Regions from separate parts of the Homo sapiens genome. Here region 2 is linked to region 1. Evidence: read pairs that join two places in POLR2A ChIA-PET (ENCODE). Cell type or tissue: A673. All regions are shown on one strand. Each heading gives the region's core, and the rest is flanking DNA. Links, peaks and the distances in the headings are about the cores only. Region 1 has its middle 5.0 kb from the start of UBXN6. Region 2 has its middle 16 kb from the start of SEMA6B.

Region 1 (2,904 bases), core at 268-2,767:
CTCTCTTCCCCACGCTGGAGTGCAGTGGCACAATCATGGCTCACTGCAGCCTAGAACTTCTGAGCTCAAGCAGTCCTCCCCACTCAGCTTCCCAAGAAGCTGGGACTGCAGGCATGTGCCACCACACTCAGCTAATTTTTTTTTTTTTTTTTTTTTTGAGAAGGAATTTCGCTCTTGTTGCCCAGGCTGTAGTGCAATGGTGCGATCTCGGCTCACCACAACCTCCATCTCTCGGATTCTCCTGCCTCAGCCTCCCGAGTAGTTGAGATTACAGGCACCCGCCACCATGCCTGGCTACTTTTTTGTATTTTTAGTAGACACAGGGTTTCTCCATGTTGGTCAGGCTGGTCTTGAACTCCTGACCTCAGGTGATCCGCCTGTTTCAGCCTCCCAAAGTGCTGGGATTACAGGCGTGAGCCACTGCACCCGGCCTCCGGGTAATTTTTTAAAAATTGTTCAATCTTGCGCAGTGGCTCACGCCTGTAATCCCAGAACACTGGGGGGCCGAGGGAGGAGGATTGCTTGAGCCCTGATGTTCAAGACCAGGATGGGTAACATAGTGAGACCTTGTTTCTACTAAAAAATAAAAATAACAGGCCAGGCACAGTGGCTCACCCCTATAATCCCAGTACTTTGGGAGTCTGAGGTGGGTGGATCACAAGGTCAGGAGTTCAAGACCAGCCTGGCCAACATGATGAAACCTTGTCTCTGCTAAAAATAAAATACAAAAATTAGCTAGGGGTGGTGGCAGCACCTGTAATCCCAGCTACTCAGGAGGCTGAGGCAGAGAATCGCTTGAACCCGGGAGGCAGAGGTCACAGTGAGCCAAGATCATGCCACTGCACTCCAGCCTGGGCAACAGAGCAAGCCTCCATCTCAAAAAATAATAATAATAATAAATAAAATAAAAATAACACCCTGGGCAACATGGCGAACCCTTGTCTCTACCAAAAAAAAAAAAAAAAAAAATCAGTGCTGGTTGTGCCTCCCTGTAATCCCAGCTACTTGGGAGGCTGAGGCATGAGAATTGCTTGAACCTGGGAGGCAGAGGTTGCAGTGAGCTGAGATCATGCCACTGCATTCTGGTTTGTGAGACTCTGTCTCAAAAAACAAACAAACCAAAAATTAGTGAGGCATGGTGGTGCGCACCTGCAGCTTCAGCTGCTTGGGAGGCTGAGGCAGGAGGAGATCGAGACCATCCTGGCTAACATGGTGTAACCCCGTCTCTACTAAAAATACAAAAAATTAGCCAGGTGTGGTGGTGGGTGCCTGTAGTCCCAGCTACTTGGGAGGCTGAGGCAGGAGAATAGCGTGAACCTGGGAGGTGGCGCTTGCAGTGAGCTGAGATCGCGCCACTGCACTCCAGCTTGGGCGACAGAGCAAGACTCCGTCTCAAAACAAAAAACAAAAAACAAACAAACAAACAAAAAACCATTAAAAGATAAACTCGGCCGGGCGTGGTGGCTCACACCTGTAATCCCAGCACTTTGGGAGGCCAAGGTGGGCGGATCACGAGGTCAGGAGATTGAGACCATCCTGGCTAACATGGTGAAACCCCATCTCTACTAAAAATACAAAAAATTAGCCGGGCGTGGTGGTGGGCGCCTGTAGTCCCAGCTACTCGGGAGGCTGAGGCAGGAGAATGGCGTGAACCCGTGAGGCAGAGCTTGCAGTGAGCCGAGATCCTGCCACTGCACTCCAGCCTGGGTGACAGAGTGAGACTCTGTCTCAAAAAAAAAAAAAAAAAAGATAAACTCAAAGTAAACAAATAACTGTTTAAATTTTAAAAATGAAATATGTATTATACTGATGGGGTCTCGCTAGGTTGCCCAGGCTGGTATAGATCTCCTGGTCTCAAGTGATCCCCCTCAACCTCCCAAATCACCAGGATTAGTGGTGTTAACCACCTCGCCCAGCGTTTGATTGTAAAGCTGTTGGAACTTTAAATTATTCTTCTTATTATTATTTTTGAGACGGAGTTTTTGCTCTTGTCACCCAGGCTGGAGTGCAATGGTGTGATCTCAGCTCATTGCAACCTCTGCCTCCTGGGTTCAAGCGATTCCCCTGCCTCAGCCTCCTCAGTAGCTGGGATTACAGGCACACGCCACCACGCCCGGCTAATTTTTGTATTTTTAGTAGAGACAAGGTCTCACCATGTTGGCCAGGCTGGTCTTGAACTCCTGACCTCGTGATCCACCCACCTTGGTCTCCCAAAGTGCTGGGATTACAGGTGTGAGCCACCGTGCCTGGCCCAAAAATTTTTTATACAGATGTGGTCTTCCTATGTTGCCCATGCTGGAGCACAACTACAGTGGCCATTCACAGGCACAATCATGGGTCACTGCAGCCCAGAACTCCCAGGCTCAAGTGATCCTCCCACCTCAGCCTCCCAAGTAGCCGGGACTACAGGCATGAGTCACTGCACCTAGCTTAACCATTGCAACCTCCGCCTCCTGGGTTTAAGTGATTCTCTTGCCTCAGCCTCCCGAGTAGCTAGGATTACAGCCACCACGCCCAGCTAATATTTGCATTTTTAGCAGAGACAGGGTTTTACCATCTTGGCCAGGCTGGTCTAGAACTCCTGACCTCCTGATCCACCTGCCTTGGCCTCCCAAAGTGCTGGGATTGCAGGTGTGAGCCACCGCGCCCCGCAATTTTTTTTTTTTTTTTTTTTTTTTAGAAAGAGTCTTGCTCTGTCACCCAGGCTGGAGTGTAGTGGTGCAATCTCAGCTCACTGCATGCTCTACCTCCCGGGTTCACGCCATTCTCCTGCCTCAGCCTCCCGAGTAGCTGGGACTACAGATGTCCACCACCACGTCCGGCTAATTTTTTTTGTATTTTTAGTAGAGATGGGGTTTCACTATGTTAGCCAGGATGTTCTCGATCTCCCGACCTCGTGATCCG
Region 2 (2,904 bases), core at 154-2,653, 110 kb after region 1:
CATCAACCCTCAGAGACCAGCACCCTCATCTCTGTTTGCAGATGGAAAAACTGAAGCTCAGAGAGGTTAAGCCATTTTGCTGAGGTCACATAGCACATAAGGGTGCCATGGATGCAAACGTGATCTTGCTTCTTGCTGACATTTTTTTTTTTTTGAGACAGGGTCTCTGTCACCCAGGCTGGAGTGCAGTGGCGTGATCTCAGCTCACTGCAACCTCGACCTCCCAGGCTCACCCGATCCTCCTGCCTCAACCTTCTGAGTAGCTGGGACTACAGGTGTGCACCACCACACCCAGCTAATTTTTTGTATTTTTTGTAGGGGGTATGATACCCAGGCTGGTCTTGAACTTTTGGGCTCAAACAATTCTCCTGAGTCAGCCTCCCAAAGTGTTGGGATTAAAGGCGTGAGCCACTGTGTGAGGCCGCCTCTTGCTGACATTTTCCAAGTGCTCACAATGTGCTACCTGCCCGTGATGATGGCACACCCTAAATTTTTTTTTTTTTTTTTGCGACAGAGTCTTGCTCTGTCACCCAGGCTAGAGTGCAGTGGCACAGTCTAGGTTCACTGCAACCTCCTCCTCTCAGGTTCAAGCGATTCTCCTGCCACAGGCTCCCAAGTAGCTGGGATTACAGGCACGTGCCACCTTGCCTGGCTAATTTTTGTATTTTTAGTAGAGACAGGGTTTCACCATGTTGGTCAGGCTGGTCTCGAACTCCTGATCTCTAGTGATCCACCCGCCTCAGCCTCTCAAAGTGTTAGATTACAGGCGTGAGCCACCGCATCTGGCCAGCTGAAATATTTCACAGATAAGCAAGCAGAGACCCAGAGAGAGGCTGTCCCTGTCCCCAGGCCACTCGGGAAGCCAGGGTGTGGGAGCCCAGGCAGAACCTCCAGTGGGGACGTGGATGCATCTCTGGGGCTCCTGGGGCTCCTCCCCTCCGGGGAGGGGGCCCCCAGGTAATTAATTTTAATCACTGTTTTGAAATTGGGCCACCAGGAGGCAAGTCGGAAACAGCAACTTGTAATTAGGAATGGGTGGGGCGGTGGGGGGGGTTGCAACGACCATTCAGAGGAAATTAAAGTGTCATTTATACCCAGCAGGTAATTAAGGGACCCAGGAGGGGGTGGCTCGAGGGGGCTGGGGCTCCAAGGGAATCCAGGCTGGGGCTGGGGCGTCGAGCACCCACAGATTCCAAAGCAGGTTTGGGGACGGACAGGTCCTCCCTTCAGACCCAATTTGGAGGAAGTACAGAGGGGTGGGTCGTGAGCTTGGGACCCAGTTGTGGAGTTCAGAGGAGAATAAGGTTCTGTTATAGGGACTCCACTTAGGGAGGAAGAAAGATGGCCCGGCCTTTGGGGGCTTGATCTAGGGGCAGAAAATGAGGAGCCCTTCCCCTCCAAGTTGGGGTTCTGGGTGCCCTTCCCCGCACTGCTGAACTCCTCCCCCAGAATTCCTCCAGTCTCTGCCCCTCCCAAGAGGCTGGGGATCCCCAGGTGGCCGGGACCAGTGTGAGAGGCCTGGAGGGGGCCCCGCTGAGAGAGGTGGTGGGGAATGGGGGTGGAGGTCTCAGGGAGTGCCAAGTGCTGCTGGGAACGGAAGACCTGGCGAATGAACTTGAAGAAGACAAAGGCGGGAAATAGGTCCCAGGGGAAAGGCCCCGGGGTCAGAGCGGACCACAAGTCCTGGTGAGTCAGGGCTCAGGAATGATGGAGGGGCTGGCAGAGTGACGTGGGTGCTGGGGGATGGGGCTTGAGAACCGTCAGACTGTGGAGAACAGTGTTCGAGGGGAAGGGGCCCCCAGTTTGCTGGGTCATCTCAGGGAGGCTGTCATCCCCATCTGTGCCTCACTGCTCCCCAGAGCCTGAGGCTCCGACCTTCAAAGAGGGACAACAGCAAACACTTACAGGGTGCCTACCCCGTGTTCCCAGCCCTGTCCCTCACTGAGCCCAGCGGGGTAGGTCACAGGGGCTCTTCTGACCATTCCATAGGTGGGAAAACTCGGGGCCAGGGTGGGCAAGGGATGGGGCCAAGGTCGCACAGCCCAGAAATGGCCAAGCTGGGATCTGAACCCGGGCCCAGGAGTCCAGACGCTGCGCTGTTAACCACAGCACTGCCCTGCCCCCAGAGAAAGGGGCTTTCAGCCTCTTCACATCCATCTCAGCAAGTTTTGTGGGTGACTCCAAAAATCTGTCCCCTATCCATCCACTTTGCCCCCCTCTATTACCCTTGCCTGGCCGGCCCCCATCAATTATTACCAGGACCTGGTCCTCAATTCCAGCCTCGCCCCCGTCTGTCTTCCCCAAAGCTGCCACCAGAGGGCACCAAGAGTCAGGTCCTGTCCCTCCTCTTCCCGCAGCCCTCCATGGCTCCCACCTCCCTGGGGGTCGAAGCTCAAATCCTCACTGCAGCCCACGAGGCCCTGCATGACTGGCCCCGTACTCTCCTTGCCCTTCCCTCCTCCCACTCTCCCCTCCACACTCTGCTGCAGCCATACGGGCCTACTTGGTGTTCCTCCAACACGCCAGGTGAGGTCCTGCCCCAGGGCCTTTGCACGGGCCGTGCCCTCTGCCTGAAGTGCTGCTTCCCAAGATCTCTGCATGACCAGCTCCTTCTCATCTTCCAGGTCTCAGCTCAAATGTCATCTCCTCAGAGACACCCTCCCCGACAGCCTCAGTGAACACAGCCCCGCCCTTCTCAGCCACTTGCAAGATAACTGTCTTCAGGGCACTGACTATACCTGATTTACCTTGCCCTTTCTCTAGTTAGTGTCTGTGCTCCCCTGTCCCCCCACCCAGCTGGGAATTCGACAAGGGCAGGATGCAGTAGTCTATGCCTTGGTCATTGCTGGGTCCGCGGCACCTGGCACTTAATAGGTGCTCACTAAACATCAGTCCACTTGTTAA

What was found. Peaks named below come from ENCODE experiments on the same cell type or tissue, not always from the same donor. Only the 100,000 strongest peaks of a DNase experiment are listed, where the experiment ranks them.
Region 2: POLR2A ChIA-PET joins it to region 1 with 6 read pairs; 4 of 35 experiments call an interaction of 5 or more read pairs at or near these places.

What each region holds. Positions count from the first base shown.
Region 1 is chr19:4,461,319-4,464,222 of GRCh38, forward strand. No RefSeq gene overlaps it. Among named protein-coding and RNA genes, the nearest start is that of UBXN6, 5.0 kb to the left of the region's middle. In A673, for the core only: no CTCF peak of the experiment used is centred there; no DNase peak of the experiment used is centred there.
Region 2 is chr19:4,573,868-4,576,771 of GRCh38, forward strand. No RefSeq gene overlaps it. Among named protein-coding and RNA genes, the nearest start is that of SEMA6B, 16 kb to the left of the region's middle. RefSeq lists an enhancer at 1,422-2,014 and a silencer at 1,470-1,764. In A673, for the core only: CTCF peaks have their summits at 2,306 (motif pointing right) and 2,511; DNase peaks (open chromatin) are centred at 1,674 and 2,334.